Regions from separate parts of the Homo sapiens genome. Here all the other regions are linked to region 4. The links are chromatin contacts, found by Hi-C or POLR2A ChIA-PET in ENCODE. All regions are on one chromosome and are shown on one strand. The core of a region is the stretch at or near the end of the contact, and the rest is flanking DNA. Distances in the headings are between cores, read along the strand shown.

Evidence for each region. A loop is a pair of places that touch in the nucleus more often than their neighbours do. ChIA-PET counts read pairs that join two places held with the same protein, here RNA polymerase II (POLR2A). Pooled maps may share reads with other maps.
Region 1: a pooled map shows a loop between it and region 4 (6-fold over the local background). The contact joins two enhancer-like sites. A Hi-C loop is called at or near these places in 1 of 37 single-sample maps with no recorded cell type and 1 of 50 pooled maps. POLR2A ChIA-PET finds 5 or more read pairs at or near these places in 1 of 52 experiments (HCT116).
Region 2: a loop to region 4 is called in a pooled map, with 23 times the contacts of the local background. The contact joins the promoter of FOXK1 here to the enhancer-like site in region 4. A Hi-C loop is called at or near these places in 3 of 37 single-sample maps with no recorded cell type and 3 of 50 pooled maps.
Region 3: a loop to region 4 is called in a pooled map, with 5 times the contacts of the local background. The contact joins two enhancer-like sites. A Hi-C loop is called at or near these places in 2 of 37 single-sample maps with no recorded cell type and 2 of 50 pooled maps.
Region 5: a loop to region 4 is called in a pooled map, with 7 times the contacts of the local background. The contact joins two enhancer-like sites. A Hi-C loop is called at or near these places in 2 of 37 single-sample maps with no recorded cell type and 4 of 50 pooled maps.
Region 6: a loop to region 4 is called in a pooled map, with 5 times the contacts of the local background. The contact joins two enhancer-like sites. A Hi-C loop is called at or near these places in 3 of 37 single-sample maps with no recorded cell type and 1 of 50 pooled maps.
Region 7: a map with no recorded cell type shows a loop between it and region 4 (17-fold over the local background). The contact joins two enhancer-like sites. A Hi-C loop is called at or near these places in 6 of 37 single-sample maps with no recorded cell type and 3 of 50 pooled maps.

The regions. Positions count from the first base shown.
Region 1 is chr7:3,091,055-3,094,796 of GRCh38, reverse strand. It overlaps LOC105375130 (a long non-coding RNA gene), which reads left to right. Exons shown (of 2, transcript XR_007060191.1): 2 at 1-671. Among named protein-coding and RNA genes, the nearest start is that of CARD11, 49 kb to the right of the region's middle. Within about 2 kb of position 2,201, at least 9 of the 41 ENCODE cell types and tissues checked have a DNase peak (open chromatin) inside an H3K27ac peak, as active enhancers do.
Region 2 is chr7:4,679,767-4,683,544 of GRCh38, reverse strand. It overlaps FOXK1 (forkhead box K1), which reads right to left and starts at 1,250. Exons shown (of 9, transcript NM_001037165.2): 1 at 677-1,250. The coding sequence starts at 1,236. RefSeq lists enhancers at 1-393, 1,253-1,547, 1,749-2,249 and silencers at 950-1,019, 1,170-1,539.
Region 3 is chr7:4,639,727-4,643,422 of GRCh38, reverse strand. No RefSeq gene overlaps it. Among named protein-coding and RNA genes, the nearest start is that of FOXK1, 41 kb to the left of the region's middle. RefSeq lists silencers at 1,114-1,503, 1,604-1,803. Within about 2 kb of position 1,567, at least 36 of the 41 ENCODE cell types and tissues checked have a DNase peak (open chromatin) inside an H3K27ac peak, as active enhancers do.
Region 4 is chr7:3,954,716-3,958,117 of GRCh38, reverse strand. The region is part of intron 7 of SDK1 (sidekick cell adhesion molecule 1); the gene reads right to left. It overlaps LOC124901576 (a long non-coding RNA gene), which reads right to left. Exons shown (of 2, transcript XR_007060195.1): 2 at 1-78. Among named protein-coding and RNA genes, the nearest start is that of SDK1-AS1, 600 kb to the right of the region's middle. Within about 2 kb of position 1,957, at least 2 of the 41 ENCODE cell types and tissues checked have a DNase peak (open chromatin) inside an H3K27ac peak, as active enhancers do.
Region 5 is chr7:4,743,966-4,747,633 of GRCh38, reverse strand. All of the region lies in intron 2 of FOXK1 (forkhead box K1), which reads right to left. Among named protein-coding and RNA genes, the nearest start is that of AP5Z1, 30 kb to the left of the region's middle. RefSeq lists silencers at 2,182-2,231, 2,342-2,441 and an enhancer at 3,132-3,181. Within about 2 kb of position 2,418, at least 41 of the 41 ENCODE cell types and tissues checked have a DNase peak (open chromatin) inside an H3K27ac peak, as active enhancers do.
Region 6 is chr7:3,065,875-3,069,506 of GRCh38, reverse strand. No RefSeq gene overlaps it. Among named protein-coding and RNA genes, the nearest start is that of CARD11, 24 kb to the right of the region's middle. RefSeq lists enhancers at 3,531-3,580, 3,621-3,632. Within about 2 kb of position 2,071, at least 5 of the 41 ENCODE cell types and tissues checked have a DNase peak (open chromatin) inside an H3K27ac peak, as active enhancers do.
Region 7 is chr7:2,977,044-2,980,574 of GRCh38, reverse strand. The region is part of intron 1 of CARD11 (caspase recruitment domain family member 11); the gene reads left to right. Among named protein-coding and RNA genes, the nearest start is that of CARD11-AS1, 35 kb to the right of the region's middle. RefSeq lists enhancers at 1-376, 292-381, 377-1,108 and a silencer at 1,842-1,931. Within about 2 kb of position 2,039, at least 6 of the 41 ENCODE cell types and tissues checked have a DNase peak (open chromatin) inside an H3K27ac peak, as active enhancers do.

The DNA of each region.
Region 1 (3,742 bases), core at 952-3,451, 860 kb after region 4:
CCCTGAATTCCCTCATTGATGCAACATTTTGTTAAAAAAGAACTTCACCGAATTACCCATTTCATGGAAATTGCAATAGGGTATTGACTTGTATAGTTAATGAAGCTTTCAAAAAAGCACTCCTGTAGCCATCATCTAAATGCCCCTCTGGCCACCAAAACTGTGCATGTAATTCACTGTAGTGAGGATTCCTGAGTCTCCCTAAGGGAGATCCAGTAGGATCAGTTCTGGGTGGGATCCGTCAGCAAACACAACCTATTGCCCGCCTCCTTCTGGTTTCCAGTCCCGGGGGGTAATTGATGTCTTAGTGCACACAGAGCCGGACCATGGAGCTAAGTAGATATGGGTTTCCAACTCATCCCGGCCACTTCCCAGGGGCATGTCCAGGGGCAAGTTAGTAACTCTCTTGAACCTCAGTTTCCTCATCTGCAGAGTGTGGATCATCACAAACCTACCTTCTGGGGTTGCTAGGGGATTAAAGGAGATAAGGAGCATAGCAGGGCTGGCCCTGTGCCTGCCTGGAGTGGGCACCAAGCTGACTTCGCTGGGGCTCTCCCGGCCCCACATACCTGCAATGGTTTTGCCTTTGGCTCGATGTCTGAAGCCTTTGCATTTCTGAAGGGAGTGATGTAAATCAAGCCATGCTTATGATTAAAAACATCCAACGTTCAGCTCAGTTGTTTGTCCTATTTTGGCAACATCCTATTCTTTTGTTGTTGCTGTTTTTGAGATAGGATCTTGCTCTGGGGCCCAGACTGGAGTGCAGTGGTACAATCATGGCTCACTGCAGCCTCAACCTCCTGGGCTCAAGTGATCCTCCTGCCTCAGCCTCCCGAGTAGCTGGGACTATAGGTGTTCACCACCATGCCTGGCTAGTTTTTTAATTTTAATAGAGATGAGGTCTCATTATGTTACCCAGACTGATTTCAAACACCCAGGCTCAAGTGATCCTCCCACCTCAGCCTTCCAAAGTGCTGCCATTACAGGTATGAGCCACCACACCTGGCCAACCTTCTCCTCTTATCTGTGGGAAACCTTGGGGCATTACTGAAGAAAAAATTGTGATGTCCAAATCCTGCACTGTACCCCAGTGCAAGGTGGTAGGTGTTGAAGTAGAAAATGATAAGACGTAAATCGTCAGCAAAAGCCAAAGAGAGAGGTAAAAAATGTATGAGCACTAAATGAATTGATTTTCATAAAATTAGCGTTATACTGTATAATAATGTTTCCCAATATAAAGTCTTTTTCATATTAATATTTATAACATTGTAAAGATTAAATCATACCTTTGTGATTATTTTAATTTTTTTTAACCTTATTCTGTTCCAAAGATAAAGCTTGGTTGTGTTTTTTGTGTGTGTGGGGGGGGGGTTTGGGTTTTTTTTGGCCTTTATCTTTAGAATGTTCTAGTGACATTCTGAATTCTTCCAACAGGGCGATATTGTTATTTTAATAATGGTTATGCACAACACATATAGGAATCTGTCATGGAGTTGGTGGGAATGAAAAGGCTACTTAGATACCCAGCTTGAAAAGCTTTCATGTTTTTATGTTTAATTTGCAACAATCTTCCTTCTTTGCACAGGAGGTGATACATTACTGAAATAGGAGATCAGGCCAGGTGCGGTGCCTCACGCCTATAATCCCCACACTTTGGGCAGCCAACGTGGGAGGATCACTTGAGCTTCAGAGTTTGAGACCAGCCTGAGCCACATAGCAAGACCCCCCTTTTCTACAAAAAAAAAAAAAAAAATTAAAAATTAGCCGAGCATGGTGGCATGCATCTGTGGTCTCAGCTACTCAGGAGGCTAAGGCAGGAGGATTGCTTGAGCCCGGGAGGTAGAGGCTGCAGTGAGCTATGATTGAACCACTGCACTCCAGCGTGGGCAACAGAGCAAGACCTTGCTCTAAAAAATTAAAAAAAAAAAAATAGGAAGGAAGAAAATAGGAAATCAACCAATGCAGCTCTCACCACCTCCTACATCCGGTTCTGGGGTTCTGGGTGGTGGGGCGCCTGCGTCCTGCTGTAGGGTCAGGACAAACAGGCATGGCTGCACAGCTGTGCTCCCCCTGGCTGGCTCCCGCAGGCTCCCAATGCCTTTGGGAGGTCAGCCTCTCAAGCTGAGTGCCCAGAAACTACACAAACCCCAACAGGCCGTGCAGGAAATGAGACCCACAGCCACGTCACCAGCCTCATTTTTGCAAGCTGATGGAGGTGGGGAAACCCTACCCTTCTTCCTTTAGCAGCAATAGCTTTTCTTTTTTTTTTTTTTATCATGCTTTTTTTTTCATACTTACCAATATTTTTAAGTTTGAGCTTCATTTCAAATTTTTGACCTGAGTAATGATGCCATGCACACAGTTTGCCCAATCTTTCCCCAGCTACCTCTTGGGTCCTATATTAGTATGCTGGGCCTGCCACGACAAAGTACCACAAACAGGGCAACTTAAACAACAGAAATGTATGGCCTCATGGGGCTGGAGGCCAGAGGTCCAAGATCAAGGTGTTGGTAGGGTTGGTTCCTTCTGGGGGCAGAGAACCTGCCCCAGGCCTCTCCCCAGCTCCCGGTGGTTCTCCACAATCTGCAGTGATCCTCGACTTGTAGACGCATCCCTCTGATCTCCACCTTCATCCTCACGTGTGCTCTCCTGTGTGTCTGTGTCCAAATTTCCCTTTTCATGAAGACACTAGTCATCTTGGTTTAGGGCCCACCCTAAGAACCTCATCTTGACTTGATTATCTGCAAAGACCCTGTTTCCAAATAAGATGGCATTTGCAGGCATTGGGGGTTAGGACATGATCTTTTGGAGGTTTAACATCGTTTGTGGGGACATGATTTAGCCCTGACAGGCGCCCTCCTTGCCTGGGTCTCTTCCGTCACCACCCAGTGCAGGCCGTGAGCTCGCTCCATCTGACTTAGAGAGCCCATCCCCTCCTCCACTCTGTACTGTCTCTGATCCCTTCTCCTGCCGGAGGGTGGAGGGGTGGGTGCCCCAGGAAGCAGACTCAGAGAGGGAGGAGACTGTGCAGGAGATCTGTCAAGGGGTTCTCTTAGGACTGGCATCCGGGGAAGGGAAAAGTACAGAATTAGGCAGGAAGGATATTGAGCTTTGAGGCAGCCTCCGTGAAGGCTTCAGACAACCCTGAAGGGAATCTGGAAATGGGGTGGGGAGACCCTCAGAGCTGAGTCTGGGCCTTTTTACCCCTCGTTGATCATGCATCAGCTGCTGGCTGTCCTGGAATGGAGTATGCCTCAGAGCCAGCACGTTCCCCACAGCCACTATCCCTGAAGGATGGGGAGCCGGGACTTTCTGCCAGCAGCCCTCCCACCACCCAGGGACTAGGCCTTCATTTCTGCAGGGCCATGTGGTGGGGGCAGTCCAGCCCCCTGCGAGCAGCCAGGGTGGCCTTTATTTTTATTTTTTTAAGATAGGGTTTCTCTCTTGTCGCCCAGGCTGGAGTGCAGGGGCAGGATTGTAGCTCACTGAAGCCTTGAACTCCCGGGTTCAAGCAATTCTCCCACCTCAGCCTCCTGAGTAGCTGGGACTACAGGTGTGTACCTTCACGCCTGGCTAATTATTTTTTGTAGAGCTGGGGTCTCACTGTTTTGCCCAGACTGTTCTCGAACTCATGGCCTCAAGTGATTCTCCTGACTCAGCTTCCCAAAGTGCTGGGATTACAGGCATGAGCCACCAGGCATGCCCCAGCTGGTCTTTCTAAAACACAAATTTGACCAAGTTA
Region 2 (3,778 bases), core at 1-2,500, 730 kb before region 4:
CAGGCAGCAGGGACTGGGGTCAAGGTGACCTCAGTAACCCAGCTGGGTGGAGCTGGGGTGGGAGTGGCCCTGCGAGCCCAGGCTTGTGGGGTTAGCGGTCAGGGGTGACTCCGGGGGGGCCTAGGAAGTGGGGGTCGCGGTTAACCTTGCGTGTTTAGGCAGGGTAGGGACGTAGATGACCCCAGGGATCCAGGCCAGTGGGAGTTCAGAATGACCCCGGAGTCCAGGCCGATGGGAGCTGGGGAGCAGCAGGGATCTGGGTCAGGGGTCTAAGAGGCCCAGCCAGATGGGCTTGGGGTATGGGTGGCTCCAGGAGCCCAGGCCGGTGGGAGATGAGGTCAGGGGTGACCCCAGGAGCCGCAAGGTGTGGGTCAGGGCTGACCCCAGAGTCCAGGCCGGTGGGGGTCGGGGGCGACGGGGTATCCAGACCGGGGAAAGTGGAGGAGATCCTCAGGCTGGAGCCTCCAGGATCGGGGTCGGGGTGATCCTAGGGAGCCAGGAGGCGGGGGTCGGGGTTGACCCCGGAGTCCAGGCCGGTCGGGGGTTACCGGGGGTGGGCCGGGGGGTGGGGGTCGAGGCCGAGGAAGCTGGAGGGGGATCCCCAGGCCCGGGCCTCAGAGATCGAGGTCGTGGGCGAGCCCCGGGTGCGGGCGGCGGGGGTCGCGGGGCCACTCACTGCTTGGGCAGCTGCAGGGCGGGCGCGCCGCGTCTCTGGAAGGCCCCGTCCACGAAGACGCCGTTCTTGCCGAGGCAGCGCAGGTAGAAGTGCGGCTCCTGGAAGCTGAGCTGCAGGTGGCGCCGCGAGATGAAGCTGGACAGGCCCATGCTCAAGTCCACCGAGCCCTGCGACGAGTTGCGGCCGATGGTGACGCTGGGCTGGCGCATGAGGAACTCGAACTCGCGGCCCTCCAGCCGCGCCAGCGCCGGCCCCGGGCTCTGCCGTACCGAGGCGGCCGCCGCGGCCACCAGGGCCGGCGCCGCGCCCGCGACCGCGGAGTCCCCGGATACCCCGGAGGAGCCCCCGGAGGAGCCCGCGCCCGCGATCGCGCCCGGAGGCAGCGGCGGTGGCGGCGGCGGCGGCGGCCCGGGCGGAGGCTGGGGCTGCGCGGGGGCCGGCGGGGGTGCGGCCGCGGGGAAGGCGGCGGCGGCGGCTGCGGCGCACAGCACTGGGCTGCAGGGCGCCGAGCGCAGCGCGAGCAGGGCGCGGGCGCCGCTGTCCTCGCCGACTTCGGCCATGTTCGCGCGGCTCCGAGCGGCCTCCGGCGGCGGCGGCTGCAGCGGCGGCGCGGGGGGCGGGGAGGTCGGGGCGCTGGGCGGGCGCGGAAACCCGGGCCAGATCGCGCCGGCGCGGAGCGGAGCCTCCCAGCCCACCGTGCGCCTCGCCTCGCCCGCCCGCCGGTCCCGCCCAGCGTAGCCCACGTGGCGCGCGCCAGCGCGGGGCTGGGGGCGAGGCCTGTGCCGGGAGGGCCGGCGGGCCCCCGGGAGAGCTGGGCCCGGCGCACCTCGTCCCCTCCCCGCGGGGCTGCAGGCGGCGGGCGCCCTTTCCTCCATCCAGGGGGAAGAGGGGACCCCTGAAATGCCCAGCCACAAAGTTTTGAGCCTGGGTCATTGGAGAAAGGGACGGATGACCTCAGCAGTCTCCCCGCCCCAGACACTCCAGGCCCCCAACCCTAAAGTGTAAGATAGACAGAAGATAAAATATATGTGTATTATATACAATACATATGTTTATATTCTAACCTCGCTCTGTCGCCCAGGCTGCAGTGCGGTGGCAAAATCATAGCTCACTGCAGCTTCCACCTCCTGTGCCCAAGTCACCCTCCTGCCTCTGCCTCACAAGTGCCACCACGCCCAGCTAATTTTTTTACTTCTTATAGAGACAGGGTCTTGCTATGTTGGCCAGGCTGGTCTCAAACTCCTGGTCTCAAGTGATCTATCTATCTCGACCTCCCAAAGCACTGGGATTACCCGTGTGAGCCACAGTGCCAGGCCTGATCATTCTTAAGCCCTCAGATTAAAGGTCATCATACTCTACTGTAACTGAAGACCACTTGAGATCCATCCCTGAATCCCTGATCCATCCTTCCTTCCTTCTTTCCTTCCTTCCTTCCTTCCCTTCCTTCCCTTCATTCCTTCCCTTCCCTTCATTCCTTCCTTCCCTCCCTTCTTTCCTTCCTTCCTTCCTTCCCTTCCTCCCTCCCTTCCCTTCCTCTCCTTCTTTCCCTTCCCTTCCTTCCTTTCCTTCCTTCCTTCCCTCCCTCTCTTCCTTCCTCCCTCCCTTTCCTTCCTTCCTTTCCTTTCCTTCCTTCCTTTCCTTCCTTCCTTCCCTCCCTCCCTTCTTTCCTTCCTTCCTTCCCTTCCTCCCTCCCTTCCCTTCCTCTCCTTCCTTCCCTTCCCTTCCTTCCTTTCCTTCCCTTCCTTCCTTTCCTTTCCTTCCTTCCTTCCTTTCCTTCCTTCCCTCCCTCCCTTCCTCCCTCCATTTCCTTCCTTCCTTTCCTTCCTTCCTTCCTTCCTCCTTTCCTTCCTTCCTTCCTTTCTTTCTTCCCTTCCTTCCTTCCTTCTTTTTTTTTTTTTTTGAGACGGAGTTTCGCTCTTGTTGCCCAGGCTGTAGTGCAATGGCGCAATCTCGACTCAACGCAACCTCCACCCCCTGGATTCAAGCAATTCTCCTGCCTCAGCCTCCCAAGTAGCTGGGATTACAGTCATGTACCACCAGGCCCGGCTCATTTTGTATTTTTTTAGTAGAGATGGGGTTTCTCCGTGTTGGTCAGACTAGTCCTGAAAACCCGACCTCAGGTGATCTGCCCGCCTCAGCCTCCCAAAGTCCTGGGATTACAGGCGGGAGCCACCGTGCCCGGCCGCCTGCCTGCCTTCCTTCCTTCCTTCCTTCCTTCCTTCCTTCCTTCCTTCCTTCCTTCCTTCCTTTCTTTCCCTCCCTCCCTCCCTTCCTTCCTTCTCTCTCTTTCTTGTCTTTTTCTTTTGAGACAGGGTCTCACTCTGTCACCCAGGCTGGAGTGCAGTGGTACAATCATAGCTCACTGCAGCCTCAACCTTCAGGGCTCAGGTGATTTTCCCACCTCACCCTCCCAAGTAGCTGGGACTATGAGCCACCATGCCCGACTAATTTTTAATTTTTTTTTTTTTTAAGGCAGAGTCTTAATCTGTCACCCAGGCTGGAGTGTAATGGTGCAGTCTCGGCTCACTGCAACCGATTCTCCTGCCTCAGCCTCCCAAGTCGCTGGGATTACAGGCATCTGCCACCACACCCAGCTAATTTTTGTATTTTTAGTAGAGACGGGGTTTCAACCATGTTGGTGAAGCTGGTCTCAAACTCCTGACCTCAGGTGATCCACCTGCCTCGACCTCCTAAAGTGCTGGGGCTGCAGGCGGGAGCCGCCTCACCTGGCCTTTTTCAATTTTTTTATAGAGACAGGGTCTCATTATATTGCCCAAGTTGGTGTTCAACTTTGGGGCTCAAGCAGTCTGCCACCTCAGCCTCCCCAAATGCTGGGTTACAGGCGTGAGCCACCACGCCCAGCCTATCTCTCTTTCTTTCTGGAGCCCTTCACTCATTCAATATGCTAGATCCAGCTAAGACAGATCTGAGAGAATGCCCCAGAGAGAAATCTTAGCTGAAAACAGGGAGTGGCAAACGTGGGCATCATTGGGATCCCTTTCGGACTTCAGTAGCCTGGTCCTCCATTGCCAGTTCAGGTTCCCCTAAAAAGGCGGTGCAGTTTCCACATTTCCCTCATTTACGAATTATTAAGGGTGGGAA
Region 3 (3,696 bases), core at 318-2,817, 690 kb before region 4:
GGCCAGGCGTTTGAAACCAGCCTGCGCAATACAGTGAGACTCGTTTCTACAAAAATAAAAAATAAAATAATAAAGGATATTGCTGAGCTGGGTGTGGTGACTCATGCCTGTAATCTCAGCACTTTGGGAGGCTAAGGTGGGAGGATTACTTGAAGCCAGGAGTTCGAAACCAGCCTGGGTAACATGGCAAAACCCTGTCTCCTATAAAGTACATTAATACAAAAATTAGCTGGGCATGGAGGCTCGCGCCTGTAATCCCGGCTACTCGGGAGACTGAAGCAGGAGAATCACTTGACCCCGGAGGCTGAGGCTGCAGTGAGTCATGGCTGTGCCACTGCACTCGAGCCTGGGCAACAGAGTAAGACCCTGTCTCAAGAAAAAAAAAATGTCCCTGGAGTAGATAACTTGAGGAACACTAATTTTACCGAAACAACCGACAATGGCAATGCAATTCTGAGCCTTTGCTATAAAATGGCAGAAAAAGTCAGGAGGAAGTTTGCGTATGTTATTTTTCCCTGCCACTTGCTTTTTAGTCTTTGCAAACCTTTCTCAAATCCTTTTAGAACACGGTATGACATTTCTTTCTGTTTTTAAGCAACAACTATAAGAACTACCACTGACTGAGTGCTTAGGTAACGCCCAATATATTTCACGTAGAATCTCATCAACAGGCCGGGCACCATGGCTCACGCCTGTAATCCTAGCACTTCAGGAGGCTGAGGCGGACGGATGGATTGAGCCCAGGAGTTTGAGACCAGCCTGGGTAACATAGGGAGACCCCTCTTCTCCAAAAAACAACAAACTCTCATAAATCTGTAAGAGGTGACATAGTAAAAACTCTGAAACAACACTCTTTTAATATTTTATCAATTTCCTCCCCATTCGTTTATTTATTTATGCAGCCACTGACCCAGGCATGGTCATCCCTGCTGGGGGCGGACACAGCCCGCGCCCCCAGGTTCGAGGACACCCAATGTTTAGAAAACGGACCCTGCGAATCCCACCGGCCCCACGTGGACTCTCGGAGGCTCCCTCCTCCCTTTGGAGCATTGAAGAACGCGCACAAATCCAGCTTCCACCCGTCACTCGCGCACCCGACATTGGGCAGGCGACCCCACCGCCCCGGAACATCCCGGCGCAGCCGTCGCGAGGAGGCAACCGACCCCGCCGCGCCACCGGAAGGCGCCTCGCGGCGAGTTGTGCGCACGCGCAATGTGCAACGCCGCGCCGCCAGCGGGCGCTGCGGCCAGGCTCGCGTGGTGGGGGAGGGGAGCTGCCGCGCCGGGGCCGGACCACGTGCGCACCACGTGGCGCCCCGGCAGCCCCGGTGCGCAGTAGGGCGGTCCGGCTGGCCACGCTGCGCAGCCAGCAGTCCCCGAGGGTGGCGGGGCCGGTCTCACAGCCGGCGACCCCGCGCCCGCTGACCTCTGACCTCCGACCCCACTCCCCTTAGGGTTACCCCTCGCCGGCAGCCGCGCCGTGTGTTTATAAACAGAGCTCCCGGCGGGCCCCAAAGCCCGGATCGGCGGATTCACGCGAGGGGAACGGAGCCTTCCGCAAGTCTGCGCCGGCCGCGCATGCGCCTTAAGGTTGCGCCACGCTGCTCCTCCTGCGCTTGCGCAGTGGCGGCGCAGGGCGGGCCGCGAGCAGGGCCCGGGGCGGGGCCGGGCTCTGTGGCCGGGCAGGGGAGGGGCGCGGAGAGGCGCCCTCGCCCTTCCCAGCCCTGCTCCTCGCCTTGCGGAGGGTTCACCTGCTGCGTGTCCTTGCGCAGGCCGGCCACTGGCCTCTGAGCCCGGGCTCTCGCCTGCAAAGTGGGGCCTCTGTGGGTGGTCGTGGAGGTGCAGTGGTGACCTGGATGGAGGGCGGCATCGGGCCCCGCAGTGCCCCCTTGGGCAGCTGCACCCAGCAGCTAAGAGGCCCCCTCGAGACACATCAGTCCTAGGGAGGAGCATACCATGCAGTACGATTTAGCCTTAAAATGGGTGGAGTGCAGTTTATGTTGTGTATATCTATATATCTCTAATTTAAAATTTTTACTTTTATTTTTCAGACAGGGTCTTGTTCTGTTGCCCAGGCTGGAGTGCAATGGTGGCATTACAGCTCACTGCAGTCTCCACCTCCCGGACTCAGGCGTTCCTCCTACCTCAGCCTCCCAAATAGCTGAGACCACAGGCAGGCATCACCACACCCAGCTAATTTTTTTTTTCTTTTTTGAGACGCAGTCTTGCTTTGTTGCCCAGGCTGGAGTGCAGTGGTACGATCTCGGCTGACTGCAGCCTCTGCCTCACGGGTTCAAGCGATTCTCCTGCCTCAGCCTCCTGAGGAGCTAGGATTACAGGCGTGCACTAACACGCCCAGCTAATTTTTTTGTATTTTTAGTAGAGACGGGGTTTCACCATGTTGGCCAGGCTAATCTCGAACTTCTGACCTCAGGTGATCTGCCTGCCTCGGCCTCCCAAAGTGCTGGGATTATAGGCGTAAGCCACCGTGCCTGGCTATGTTTTTTTCTATTTTTGGCAGAGATTAGGTCTTGCTATGTTGCCCAGGCTGGTCTTGAACACCTGGGCTTAAGCGATCTTCTCACCTTAGCCTCCCAAAGTTTTGGGATTACAGATGTGAGCCACCTTGCCTGACCTATATTTTTAATTTAAAAATTTTTAATTGTTAATTTTTATGGGTACATAGTAGGTGTATAGATTTATGGGACACATGAGATCTTTGTATTATAATTACATTAGGGTAAATGGGGTTTCCATCACCCCCAGCATTCATCATTTCTGTGTGATGAACATTCCAATTGCACTCTCTTGGTTATTCTAAAATGTACAGCAAATTAGTGCTGACTGTGGTCACCCTGCTGTGCTAGAAAATTCTAGATCTTACTTATGTATCTAACTATATTTTTGTACCCAGCAACCATCCCCTTTTCCTAGTCCCCCCCACTACCCTAATGTTTTGTATATTTTATCACAACTTTATTTTATTATTATTATTTTTTGAGACAGAGTTTCGCTGTGTTGCCCAGGCTGAAGTGCAGTGGCCTGATCTCAGCTCACTGCAACCTCTGCCCCCTGGGTTCAAGCGATTCCCATGTCTCAGCGTCCCAAGGAGCTGGATTACAGGCCACGCGAGGCTAATTTTGGTATTTTTAGTAGAGACAGGGTTTCACCATCTTGGCCAGGCTGGTCTTGAACTCCTGACTTCAGGTGATCCACCTGCTTTGGCCTCCCAAAGTGCTGGGATTACAGGCATGATCACAATTTTAAAAAGGAAGGAGATTCTGACACACACTTCAACATGGATGAACCTTGAGGACATGGTGCTGAGTGAAATAAGCCAGACACAGAAGGACAGACCACGCATGATTCTGCTTATATGGGGTTCCTAGAGCCATCAGATTCATAGGTACAGAAAGTAGAATGGTGCTTACCAGAGGCTGCGGGCTGAGGGAGAGGGGTGTGAGTGTTTGATAGGGACAGAGTTTGAGTTTGGGAAGATGAAAGAGTTCTGGAGATGGGTGGTGGTGATCACACAACAGTGTGGATGTGCTTAATGCCCCTGAACTGCACGCTTGAAAATGGTTAAGCTTGGCCGGGTGCGGTGGCTCACGCCTGTAATCCCAGCACTTTGGGAGGCCAAGGAGGGTGGATCACCTGAGGTCAGGAGTTCGAGACCAGCCTGGGCAACATGATGAAA
Region 4 (3,402 bases), core at 708-3,207:
ATTATAATTGTGTTGAATGTGGATAAGATAGCTTGGCATGCCTCCTATATTGACTGTATCTTTAAAACAAGGTGGGACCTAAAAGATGAAAAAGAGAAATGAAAACTAAGCATTTCAAAGAAACGATTAAGGGGGAAGCGGCTGAAGGTTTCTGGAAGGAGGCAAAGTGATGTTTCACTTCTGCGATTACCTGGACCACTCAAGCAGAAAGAATCTGCCTGAATCAACCACTCCGGCTGAGGAGATGGCTGCAAATTCATTAGAAGGAAGCAGATTCCTCTACTTAAGTTTTCATGTGTACAGACCAAGCCTGAAGAAATATTGCCAGCATTTAATGTCTACCTTTTTCAAGCTCATCTTCATTGCACAACTCATACATCCCCCATTTGATCACGTTTCCTCAATCAATAATCATGAAGGCAGTATTATTTATATTCCAACTATACATACAGTAGCTGCCTGCTGTCAGGGCCCTTGTGTGCAGGTCCTGACCTGTATTCATCAGGGAAGCTAAGTCAATATCTACCGTCATGATCTGATTAAAAGCATGGAAGGAAAAAGGAAAAAAACATACATTCGACAACAACATTTGCTTATGATTAATTATAGTTTTCCTCTTCTTAGTTGAGCGTTTTCTTTTTAGAAAACTGTCGAGTCCGTGCAGTTGTGAGAAGTAACACTGTAACACTGAAAGAGCTCATGGACCCTTCACTCGGCTTCCCGCAATGGTAACATCTTGCAAAAAACGATAGCATAACATCATGATCAGGATACTGCTACTGATACAATCAACCTAATTTATCCAGCTCTTGCCAGTGTTTCCTGCGCTCAAGTGTGCGTGAAAAGACGGCACATGCACGTCCCATGCAACATTATTACGTGTGTAGGTCCACGTGTCCATCAGCACAAGGGTGTTGCCTTCCATGACCAGGAGCACCCCAAACCCCCACCCCTCACAACCACTAATCCGTTCTCTGTTTCTGTAGGTTTGTCATTTCAAGAACGTTACAGAAAGGAGGTCATCGAGTGTAACTTTTGCAACTATTTTTTTCACTCTTCATGGTTCCCTTGAGATTCACCCAAGATGACCTGTGCTTTGATGATACAAAATCCATAGATAACAATGGTCGGCACCTACGGGCCCAGGGTGCCTTCCCTGAGGTACTGATTACCGTTGTCGCCTGGTACAGTCCCCCGAGGCTTCCCTCGAGTGCCAGGAAGGGACCTCGCTGGGGTCAGGGAGACGGGCACTCCACACAGTGACCCGAAGCTGGCTTGGCTGAGCAAGTGCATGGCTCTGGGGACCTCCAGGCCCAGACGATGCTGCTCCTCTCCAAGTGGTGACCTCTCTCCACCCTAGCCAGGGACCATCTGTGTTTGGCACACAGCATGCCACCTGGTGAGAAAACTCATCCCACTCCACACTCTCCATAGTACTGTGGCATGGGCAAGGTCTGGGGGGCAGCCTGCCACCGCCTGCAGGGGCCAATGTCCTGGGCAGTTTTAGTAGCTCAGTGCTAGGCATGGGTGGAAAACATCTGGCTGTTCATTGTGGATGCTCTTAGCTTGTTCTGGAAAGCCTTCCAGGTCGCTGTGCCTGGGGAGCAGGTGCAGAGCTGCCCATGCCCTGCGTGGCCTCTGAGCTTCCCTTAGTACTTCCCCACCGTGTGAGGGTACGAGTTCTCTCCCTGCCAACCCTTCCTAGTATTCTAACCCAGCGGCTGCTCAGATGGAGTTTCTCCCCATTTCCAGCTACGGTTTTACACACAGTCTGCTCTAAGGCAAAGAACCGGAGGAAATGCCAAGCCTATGGACCGTGAAAAGCCCGTGAGTTAAACACTGGGGAAAACCCATTGTAAATGAGTCATCCTGTGCATAGACTCTCAACCACTTACTCTTCAGAGGGCAAGAGGGCGAGGGCATGTCTTAGCCTGTCAGTGGCAACTGTGTCTAGAAAGGGTACTCTGCCAACATGGGTCCACCCTGGACTTCTGAAAATTGATCCTGACTGCAGCCAACAAAACAGGGGATGGAAACAAACACTTCTCCCTCTTTTGAAACAATATGAAGACATCAGGGAAAGGTTCTCATGCCCTGTGTGAAGTCAGGGTGTTAGGAAAAGGCCAGCTCAGATTTTCCGCCTTCCACATGGCCCAGAGCCCATGGCAGCTGCCTCCAGGGGCAGCGCAAGCTTCTAGCTCCCCAGTCTCAGGAGAGGAGGTGGGGAGACCTCCCAGACTGCCCCCAAACCAAGGGCCTCTGTCAAATGACCTCACTCTCCAAAATGCCAGTGTGACAAAGTGCAGGCTCAGGCCCAATGGAGGCAACCGCAGTGGAGAAGGACCCCCCAACAACACCATGCATTTTTCCTGCTCTCCCATCCCCAATGCTGCTGGGATTTGGCTTCTGAGTTGCAAAGCTTCTTCTGTGTAGGGATCACTGCAAGATCCAAAGATGTTTCCTGCGCTGCCTCCCTGTTCCTTCCAGGTCGCCCCTCTCAGGGAGCAGCATGTCCCACGCATGCCCTCGGCTGGCCTGCACTGCACGCTAGTCCACCGAGGTGGACAGAACGGCTCCCGGAGGTGTCCACACCCACACCTCTGGAATCTATGAATATGCTGTCTCACTTGGCAAGAGGGACTCTGCAGGTGGGATTAGGTATCCCACCTTAAAATAGGGAGACTCTCTTGGATTCGCTGGGTGGGCCCAATTTAATCATGTGAGCCCCTAAAAGGAGAGGACTTTCTGCAGCTGGAGGCACAGGGGACAGCAGAGAGCTTCCATGTGTGACAAGAACTCAGCCGCAGCTGCTGGCTCTGGAGATGAGCCAGGGATGCAGGGGACTCTGGAACCTGAGGGGACCCCTGGCCAGGAGCCAGCCCCCAAGCCACAAGCACTGAATTCCATGAACAACTTGAAGGGGCTGGCAGCAGATGCCCCACCAGGTAAAGAGTCCATCCCAGTGAAAACTCGCCGTCCGAGTTTCCGAGCCATCGTGCTCAGCAGGAGCAGGGCACATGTGGGAGCAGCTGGCTTCGTGTGTGATGAGGAGACCGTGGAGAAGGCGTGGCTCGGAGGGAAGATGCATCTCACAGGCACTAAGGTGCTGCAGTCAGAGGTAAGGGGCATCCTTGTCTTACCCCAAGGAAAAAAAAAATGGTTTCATAGGTGGTGAGGCACATCCTGATTCCAGAGACACTAAACATGAAAAATGTGTGTCACATAACTGATTATTGGTAAATAGCGAGTGCAATGGGACATATAGGATAATAGAGTTATGCCAACAGCAACTAAAGCCACTATTTCAGAGCCTCTGTGACAGACATTTTTGCATTTAACCTTCACAATATGAGCTGGTACCATCTACATCCATCTCCATTTTATGGATGTGGAAACTGAGGC
Region 5 (3,668 bases), core at 1,169-3,668, 790 kb before region 4:
AGCCCGGGAGGTTGAGGTTGCAGTGAGCTGTGACTGTGCCACTGCACTCCAGCCTGGGCAATAGAGTGAGACCCTGTCCCAAAAAACAAACAAACAAAAACAAAATCAACCCCCCAAACCCAAATTGGAACCAGCATTAAAAATAATAATTTAGAAAATAAAATTAACTTGTTTCTGAAGTGCACTTTGCCCTGGTGAGAATAACCAGCATGGTGGCTTCAACAGGAGCTGCTCTCATGTTAGGCATAGACCTCACAGAGCTGAGTGGGTGCTTGAGCGGAGAGGCGGCCCCGCAGCTAGGCAGGTTCCGGGGTCAGCTCCGTGTCTGCAGGCGCCTCCTGCTTCCCCTGAGGCTCATGGAACCCGGAAAGGGCTGTCCTCGTGCGTAACATGCCCGCACAGAAGCCATGCAACAGGCCTACTCCACACAAGCCGCTTGTCACCCGAGGCTGACCTGAGAAGTCGGGCGCTAGGACCCTCCGAGATTACAGGAAACGCGGGCGTGGGGATGTCCTTTCAACAGATTCGGACAAACACAAGGACTTCCCTACCAAGCTTCATTCCGAACTCCCAACACTTTAGCGCCAAAGTTGCCCCTCGAAGGGATCTAGGCAGGAGGGAAAAATAAAAGGAAGACAGAAAGTCCCAACCTTCCCATGTGGAGGAAACAATAGTTACTTCCCCAGAGTTCTCAGCTGGGAAAAGACATAAGAGGGTGTGGTGGGGTGGGGAGGGGCAGCAAGGCCTACAGGGACAGGGACAGGCAGACAAGGGAAGAGGGACCCTCACTGGATTTGCAAATGCTGGCACAGCCAGCCCAGATCAGCCAGGCAGGATTCCCGCTAGGGGTGATTCACACATTCGCACCACAATCCTCCTGCAGCCCTGCTGAAAACACACGGAAGGCTGCAGCCACAAACTTGTGTTTTTTAATTATTAATTTTTTGAGACAGGGTCTTGCTCTGTTGCCCAGGTTGGAGTGCAGTGGTGACATCATAGCTCGCCACAGCCTCCAACTGCTGGGCTCAAGCGATCCTCCTGCCTCAGCCTCCCGAGTAGCTGGGTCTAAAGACATGAGCCACTGCACCTGGCTAATTAGCAAAAAAATTTTTTTTTTTAGAGATGGGGGTCTCACTATGCTGCCCAGGCTTGTCTGGAACTCCTGGCCTCAAGCAATCCTCCTGCCTCAGCTTCCCAAAGTGCGTCACCACACCCAGCCAACCAGAAACTTTGAAAGAGATGAATCACCCTGCAGGAAGCTACCAAAGTTGTCAGAAAAAGGAGAGTATTTCTAACGTAGATCCAATAACCTCCAAACTCAAAAGACCTCTAACTTTACAAAACAACATAAACCAAGTTAGGACTGAATGTTATCTAGCAATAAGACAGAACTGTTTAAAAATCATGATTAAAAGGGAAAGATTTTGAAGTCAGTTGCTGCATTTTTACTGTATATTTACATACTGCTGACCTTCGCCGAATTGTACGAGTTACTTTCATTTTTGATCTCCACGTTGGAGAAATCAGGAAGAGCCTTAAGAGAAACAGCTCTTGAAGTCTTGCCCTCATGAGCAAAAACAGTCACTCTGTGCAATGTCCTTTCACTGAATTTCAGCAGTTTTCTTAAAACTCTACCTCTAAGGAACACTTTTTAGACTGGTGTCTGTCTGATGGAACCTAGAAAATGATTAACTACTTGAATTCTTTCATTAAATACTTTAATTCCTTCCTAAAAACACTTTTTTTTTTGAGATGGAGTCTCGCTCTGCCGCCCAGTCTGGAGTGGTGCAATCTTGGTTCACTGCAACCTCTGCCTCCTAGGTTCAAGCAATTCTCCTGCCTCAGCCTCCCAAGTAGCTTGGATTACACACCTGGCTCATTTTTGTATTTTCAGTAGAGATGGGGTTTCACAATGTTGACCAGGCTGGTCTCGAACTCCTGACCTCAGGTGATCCGCCTGCCTCAGCCTCCCAAAGTGCTGGGATTACAGGCCTGAGCCACCGGGCGCCTGGCCTGTAAAAATCCTTCTTTGCAAAAAGGAAAGAAAAGGTCAAACTTCTGCTAAAGATAGCAGAATTTATTTCAAAGAGAGTTCATTCATTTTCTGGGTGGAGTACTTCAGGGCAGAAAAAAATAAATCAGAAACACACACACACACACAAAACCACACACCCACACCCATACCCACCCACCCTGGGAAAAGGAGCGAGGGCCTGCGAGAAACGGAAAGGAAGGACGCAGGGTGGCGCGGGGGGCGGGGGCAGGGGCAGCTGATCAGGGAGGCTCCCCCAGGAAAAAGCCGCTCCCAAGCCACTCCCGACTCCTGGGAATGAGGGGCCCTGGGCGAGCCCGGCCTACACCGAGCCAGCCACTCCACGGCCAATGAGGACTGGCGAGGCGAATGCACACCAAATTAGGAAGGCAGGCACCGCGGGGGCGGGGCGGCACTGGGAGGGGACAGCCTTGCAGGCAGCCAGCTCTTCTGGCCTGGCCCCGCTCCCACCTCCCGATCTGTTAGGGAGCGCAGCCAGAGAGGAGGAGAGTGGGGAGGTGGCAGGGAAGGGCAGGGAGTGTTTGTAAACACGCCGGCTCCACCCTACAGCAGAAACTCAAACTGAAAAGTATCTTGGCAGGGAAAACCTCAAGGGCCTCTGAGGTTTCTAAACACTCAATTGAATTCCAGGGTGCTAAGATAAACGGATGTAAACAGAGAGGCTTTTATTGTAACAATGGAAGGCCAAAAAGCCAGACAGCCAGTCCCTAACTTACTACTTTCTCCGCACAGAATTCTCCCCAACAAGAATCCGGTCTTTGCACAGGGCGGTTTCAAAGAACAGGACTGGGCGGAAGGAGGGGAAAGGGGTGGCCCCCCACCTTCCTGGCTCCCGCAGCAAGAGCAGGGCAGGTGCAGGCCCAGGGAGCTGCTCGCACCCCCTGACGGGGACTCGCAGTCACAGGAGGCCGCCACCCAGCTTCTCAGAACAGCTCCAGCTGCAAGAGCTTCAGGTGCTCAGTACACAATTTCTTTACTCCCAGCTATAAAAAAGAATGAAATCTTGACCTGGGCAGCAACGCGATGGAGCTGGAGGCGCTTATCCCAAGTGAACCAACTCAGAAACAATACCGCACAGCGCCTGCTCTTGCTTACAAGCAGTGGCTGAACAGTGGGTACCCGGGAACAGGAAGATCGAAACAATGAGAAACTGGGACTCCTAAGCAGGGAGGCGGGAGAGGGCGAGGGGTGAAAGATGACCTACGGGGTACGCGGTTCACCCTTTAGGTAACGGGAACCCCAGAAGCGCAATCCCCACCAGTAATATACCCATGTCACAAATATGCACGTGTACCCCCTGAAGCTAAGATAAAATAAAAATAAACAGTATTTTCCCTGCCGTAATTTAAAACACAGGTATCACTTAACTCCTTCGCAAACCACAACCTCTCTTGTAATAAAAGCGACTTTACTATGCAAATTTGGATTAACACTGGGAAATAGTTTTATTTTTTTAAGCCCCCTCCCGGAGCAAACCAAAACATTTTTCTTTCTTTCAATACGGTGAAACCCCATCTCTACTAAAAACACACAAAAATTAGCCGGGCGTGGTGGCATGTGCCTGTATTCCCACCTACTCTCAAGGCTGAGACAGGGGAATTGCTTGAACCAGGGA
Region 6 (3,632 bases), core at 822-3,321, 890 kb after region 4:
GAAGATGATAGATGAAGCTGAAAACTAACCCATAGCTTCAACATTACCTATTCAATCAGCCTAGAAAGGAAAGAAGAATTAGCACTGGTTGAATATCTGTATCAGTCAAATGCTTGCATCCATCTTTTCATTTACGAGGCCATAATTCTATTTGGAGTAGTGCATTAGTTTCCTAGGGCTGCTGTAAAAAAAAAAAAGAAGACCACAACCTGTGTGGCTCAAAACAACAGAAATGTATTCTTGCAGAGTTCTGGAGGCCAGAAGTCTCAGATCTAGGTGTTGGGAGGGTTGCTTCCTTCTGGTTCTGGAGGAGAATCTGTTCCATGACTCTCTTCTAGCTCCTGATGGTCATTGCCAGTCCTTGGTGTTCACGGACTTGTAGATGCATCACTGCTTTCTCTGCCTCCATCTTCACACGGTCTCTCTCTCTCTGTCTCTCTCTATCTTCTCCCCTTCTTATATAGAAACTCATCGTTAGATTTACAGCCAACCCTAAATCCAGAATGATTTCACCTTGAGATCCTTAACTAATTTTATCTGCAAAGACCCTATTTCCAAATACACTCACATTCTGAGTTTCCAGTAGACATGAATTTTTGGAGGATACTGTTTCACCCACTACAACTCATTTTTACAAATGAGGAAGCTGAGGTTGCCCATGGTCACAGAGCTTGTGGGTGATGGAAGTATGACTCTGGCCTAATTTTGTATGACATCAAAGCGTTGGAGCTGCTATATGTGGGTGGTAGAGATATTTAAAGCCTCTGAGAGAAGGCTTCTAATAAAAGTAGCTCAAGATAGGCCAGGCGCAATCTAGGCTTAATAAATATTTGTTGCGTAACTGAAATGAATATTCCCAGAGGACCCCACATTCCAGGCTCTAGACACAATGCATTTCTTTTTTATTTCTACGTAATGGGACACTCTGCCCTGGGAAATTGGGAAGAAGGCATGATCCAGCCAAGGTCAATTGTCCACAGTTTGTGCTTCTGTCTACTGCTGTTGTGCTTGGCATTAGAAAAACCCTCAGCCACAATAAATTTTATATTTTACTGCCTTTTTACCTGTTTCTCAAACAGTTTCAAGTACACTGGAGCATCTTTTATCCTTAATGGTCTGTTTTCCCAAAATTTATTTTTGGAAACCAATGAGTAAACAAAAGACACCAAACCCAGCTTGATACCAATAATCCTGAACCAAACAAATTAGATCTCCTTTTTAGTTTCTTTCCAATGCTTTAAAGGGCCTTATGAGTCATTAATTTGTTGGCTCTTGTAGAAGTATTTATGCAGGGCCATTAAGTAGCACAAACTGTGGAGGAAAATTGAGATGCTTTATGAATGTAGCCTCTGACCCCACCTGCCAATCTCCCTATAGGAGGAAAACACAGACAGGACTCTTGGCCTTGGGGGTCCCACTTCATTGTGGCCTGGTTTTCAATCCCCAGGCAATAATCTTCTCACCCTCATTCACATCTCTAGCCAAAAGCAGAAAATAAAACACAAGGGCAGAACTCTCAACTCTAGGGGGGGTGAAATCTGGGTCCCAGAGCAAAAATTAGTCACACCCCAAAAACTGATTTCTCCAAGCAGAAATGACAGATTCTCATCTCTGTCATATGGTCTGAGCCACAGTATAAGGCAATGCAGTTTTGACACCAGCCACCTGGACTTGGGTCACATTTCACAGGTTAAGGGCACAGTCTTCCACAAGACTGTCCTCCCTTCAGGCACCCACTGCAAGCGCCAGGGCTCCCAGGCCACCCACACTTCTGACAAACTGGCTACACATTCGGGGGCTCCCATTACTCTCTCAGGTTCAGTAACTCATAGACCAACTCAAAGCACTAAAAAAGCACTGTACTTTCTATAATTGTTTATTATAAAGGAACAACCCCCCCAAAAAAAACCCATGGGAGGGCCCAATTCACAAAGCTTCTGTGTCGCCCTCTGAGCACACAGAAGTATGACTCCCAACCCGGGGAGCTCAACTGAGTCTCATCATTCAGAGGTTTTTTTGTGGTTTCATTATGTAGGCATGATTGACTAGATAACTGGCCACATGATTGAACTCAATCTCCAGCAACCCCTCCACTCCCCAGACATCATCAGGCTGATGTCACTGGCCCAAAGTCCCAACTCTCTAATCACACAGTTGGTCTTTCTGGTGTGGCTGGCCACCATCCCGAGTCACCTTGTTAGCATAAACTCAGGCAATCCCATCACTCAGGAAATTCCAAGAATTAGAAGCTTCCTCCTAGGAACCAGAAACAAGGGTCAGACAAATGATTTATTACAGGACACACATATGTACAACAGGTAGGACTGAAATTAATGAAGTATCCTCTCTCTCCTCCTGTGAATAAAAATCTTCTGTCACTGGTCAGTTTTCTAGCTCATAAAAAGAAGGGATTCTTGCTTGCTGGGATCAAATTTATGGGACAGATGGGGAAGAGGGGAGAGGAGGCTGAGAGCAGGGGCTTGGGAAGGGGAGCAAGAAGTGAGGTCCTTTGGAGCTTTTGGGGTTGGAGATGGAAGGGGGTTTCAATAAATGTTCAGGAGGGCTTAAAATGGATTCTCTGGAATATGTTTGGCTTAAGAATGAAATTCATTTTAATTTCTTTTCATGGTGGACCTGTGCTTTTCAATACTTTTTTCCAGCAGAGACTGAGCTGGGAGGCTCATCCCCCTGGGATTTATCATTATTTCATCCTTGTCAATCTTCTTTTTCTAACAGTGAGCTTTTTTCTCTTTCTTTCTTTCTTTTTCTTTCTTTCATCCATCTTTCTTTCTTTTTCTTTCTTCTTTCTTTTTTTCTTTCTTCTTTCTTCTCCTTCCTTCCTTCCTTTCTTCCTTCTTTTCTCTCTCCCTTCTCTCTCTCTCTTTCTTTTTTTAGAAAGGGTCTTGCGCTGTCACCCAGGCTGCAGTACAGTGGCACAATCATAGCTCACTGCAGCCTCAAACTCCTGTGCTCAAGCAATTCTCCCTCCTCAGCCTCCCAACTAGCTGGGACTACAGGTCTACACCATCATGCCCCACTAATATTTTTGATTTTTTTATAGAGACGAGGTCTCACTATGTTGCCCAGGCTAGTCTCAAACTCCTGGCCTTAATTAATCCTCCTGCACGGCCTTCCAAAATGCTGGGTTACAGGCATGAGCCACTGTGCCAGGCAAGGGAGAAGACATTTGAAAGCACAGGTCCAAAGTTAAAAAAATTCAAATGAATTTCCTTCCTAAGCCATGTCTCTTCAAACATTCTATGACCAGCTCATCCATCCATGCCCCCTTTGCTGGCCGCCTTCCCTTCCCGTCTCACTTCCCATCTCTCCTGCCAGTGTTTCCTGGGATCCTTTCCCAAATAAACCACTTGCATGCGAAGATTTCCTGAGGAATAACTGAGATTCTATATCGAGGCCTCAGCACAGCGGGGGCACACAGGAAACCTCCTTAAATAACAAGTGCAATCATGTATTTCCACCTCTGCATGGGTGAAACTTAGAAGGGCTTCATGGAGACGTCACTGAGATCGGTATGGGAGGGAAAGGTGGGCGTTGTCCAGATAGAAGCTAGGGCTGCACCACGATGGTGGATGAAGTCACCAATGGAGGGGTGGGAAGGAAGGAGGAAAGAG
Region 7 (3,531 bases), core at 790-3,289, 980 kb after region 4:
AGAGAATTTGAGAGGAACACGAGGAACCCCCAGGACCCAGCTGGCTCACAACCGCGTGAGTACGTTTCCCAACTGGCCGGTCCCGTGACTGAGGCCCGCGGGTGCAGCGCTGGTGAAGCCCTGTCCCTGGGGGGCTGCCATGGGACCCCCTCTCCCCAGCACCTGGCCCCCTTGTCCTGTCCGTGCCCATGTGTTTTCATGGCTTCATGCACACCTCTTTGCATCTCCTAATTTCCTAAACCAGATGTGGAGTCTCAGCAGCAGGTGCTGGGGCGACTGTCTCATGCCGTGGCTTGGATTGCACAGAGCTCCATGGATCCAGCCCGTAGACGCTCTCCATACATGCCCGGTGACCCACACAGGCCAGGATGCTCCCGTTGTCATGTGGCACTGGGTCTTATTTTCTTCTGACTGGGACAGTGCCAGGGGCCGGGGAGTGGGGCTCAGTGCGCAGAGTGTGTCTCAAGGCCTGAGTTGCCCGTGGCCCCCAGCTGGGTGGAGAGGAAGTGTGTACAGGGTCTGTTTCCAAAACGTGGGGCCTTGCAGCCTGGCCCTCCCCAGGTCTGGGAAGGGTTCGTGTTCCCCACCCCTCAACCCCGCAAGCACCTTCCAGACGGTTCCTCTGGGATCTCTTGAGATTGCAAATGCTAAGAAATGAGGCTGTGGCTCGCTGGTGTCCACCGGGGCACCAAAGGCCCAGCCCCTGCCCACAAACACCGGAGGACAAACCAGGCGACTGTGGGACAAGGAGCTTCCCAAAGAGACAGTAGGACTGGGGACCCCAAAGGGGAAGTTCCCCTCCCCCCGGGATCCCTGAAAGGGATCCGAGTAGATTCCTCAATTCCTGGTGAAACACTCGGGAATTTCTTAAGTCCTGCGGGCTTGAAGACCCTCGGCAGCCCCTTGGTAACTTTTGCTTGCAAGAGACTACAGCCTTTTTGGGGCTTCGCTGACTTAAGTGGTTTGAAAGCATCAGCTGGTCCTCAGAGACCTCCTTTAAAATGCAAAACAGAATAATAGGCTCTTAGTGTCTCTAGTTCACATACCGCGTAACGTCCGTCTGACAGCCCTGAGTGCAGAGATTTCGGGGTGACCCCCAGCCGTCACTGCCCGGCAGGTGGAGCCCCACCTGCAATATGCTCCTGTCACCTTAAATCCTGGCTTCCTAAGTGGGCTCCTTCATAGCTCCCTGCACACAGGGAAGAAGAGACAGATGATCAGAGAGCAGCCAGTTACCCCCTCTTCGATGCTAAGGAAACGCATTCTTAACAACCTCATGTCCATACTGATCGACCGTTTCTGGGTGCAGTTTTCACAGGTGCCTTATTTCATTATTGGTGATTGTATCATTTGGCACAAACGTAAGAAAGACTTCCCTGTTTGCATCTCATTTGTCGTCTTGCAGTTACACGGCGGGAGGGTACAGATGATCTCTGAGCCTGCAGAATCCCAGGGTCTTCTCACTGTTGCTGGGGAGCGTATTTCCGTCACCACTGTGGTGGGGGAGGCAGAAACCACTGGAAAAACGTGGCCTCATGTTTGCTGGTCTTGGATTGTAGTAGATAAAGTGCAAAGAAATGGCCACCCCAGGCTCCAAGCCCGACAAATTTATCTAAAGACGTTTTTACACAATAGAGGCATTAACAGAGAGGGTGGGGGCACACCACGAGAGTCTGCCCCCTTAGAAGAAGAAAAATCGGTGCATTTCGAGATGTGTTTGGCTCCTCTTACCTTGCACGGATAGGCGGAAAGTGTGAGTCTGAGTATTTGTAAGTTTCAAGATCACTGATGGGCTGGAAACAGGTGAGCCGGCCTCCGGGAAATTACCCAAGTTCTTCAGCAAGTTGCCTGCAGTCCTGGGAGCTCTCAGGAGAAGGGGCGTGACCAGAGCTGGTTGCAGCACCCCCACCCCCTGGCCGGACCGCCCTCTCGCTTTCTCAGCCTGCACCCGGTGCCCGCGCCACCCCCACCGTCTCCTCCCTCCGAGTTGCCGTTCTTCATTTCTCTTTCCTTTTCTCAGCTCTGCACCTGTGGGTACAACGTAAAACCCTGAGTTCTTGTTCCCTTTTCTGTCACAAGGCCTCTGTCCCGCCGTCCCCTCTTCTCCCACTCACCTCACCCTCTTTCTCCACCTCTGCTTCTATCTTGTCCTTTCCTTGACCCTGCCTCCTGTAAGTGCAGATCACAATGTCAGGAGATGGAGACCATCCTGGCCAACACGGTGAAACCCCGTCTCTACTAAAAATACAAAAATTAGGGCACGGTGGCGGGTGCCTGTAATCTCAGCTACTCAGGAGGCTGAGGCAGCAGAATCGCTTGAGCCCAGGAGGCAGAGGTTTTAGTGAGCCAAGATCGCGCCACTGCACTCCAGCCTGGCGACAGAGTGAGACTCTGTCTCAGAAAAAAAAAAAAAAGGCCAGGCACGGTGGCTTACGCCTGTAATCCCACCACTTTGGGAGGCCGAGGCAGGTGGATCGCGAGATCAGGAGATTGAGACCATCCTGGCTAACACGGTGAAACTCCGTCTCTACTAAAAATACAAAAAAATTAGCCAGGCATGGTGGTGCACGCCTGTAATCCCAGCTACTTGGGAGGCTGAGGCGAGAGAATCGCTTGAACCCGGGAGGCAGAGGTTGCAGTGAGCCAAGATCACGCCATTGCACTCCAGCCTGGCAACAGAGTGAGATCCATCTCAAAAAAAAAAAAGGCATTCCTGCAATTCCCACGTGGACTGTTGCCTCCCATGACAAGCACACGGCCTCCCTACAGCGCTCAAGTCCCAGCTTCCCCACAACCTGTCTCATCCCTTGGTGTCCCCTCCCCAAGACTGGGAAGTCTCAGGTCTTCACCAGAGATGATCAGAGCTTCCTGCCCAGGCTGTCTGGGGCTTGGAGTCACTGAGGGTTTGGGGCCTAGCCCCTGCTCACCTCGGCTCAAAAAATTGTAGCTGTTTTTATTTTAGTTTAGTTTATTTTTGAGACAGGGTCTTCCTCTGTCACCCAGGCTAGAGTGCAATGGTGTGATCATAGCTCACTGCAGCCTCAAACTCCTGGGTCAAGCAATCCTCCTGCCTCAGTCTCCTGAGTAGCTGAGACTACAGACATACCCCACCACGCCTGCCTAATCTTTTTATTTTTTTGCCCAGATGGGGTCTTGCTATGTTGCCCAGACTGGTCTCAGACTCCTGGGCTCAAGTAATCCTCCTGCCTCAGCCTCCCAAAGTGCTGGGACTACAGGTGTGAGCCACTGCACCCAGCCTGTTGCTATTTATTTATTGAGGTAAGATTCATATAACATAAAAGTCACCATTTTAAAATCAATAACCTGGTGGCGTCTAGTACATTCATAGTGCTATGTAACAACCACCTCTATCCAGCCCCAGGACAGTTTCATCACCCCAAAAGGAAACCTCATCCCCATTAATACCCACCCCCTCCTCCATCCCTGCCTCCCCCCAGTCCCTGGTACCCACGAACCTGCCTTCTGAATCTATGGATTTGCCTATTCTGGGCGTTTCATCTAAATGGCATC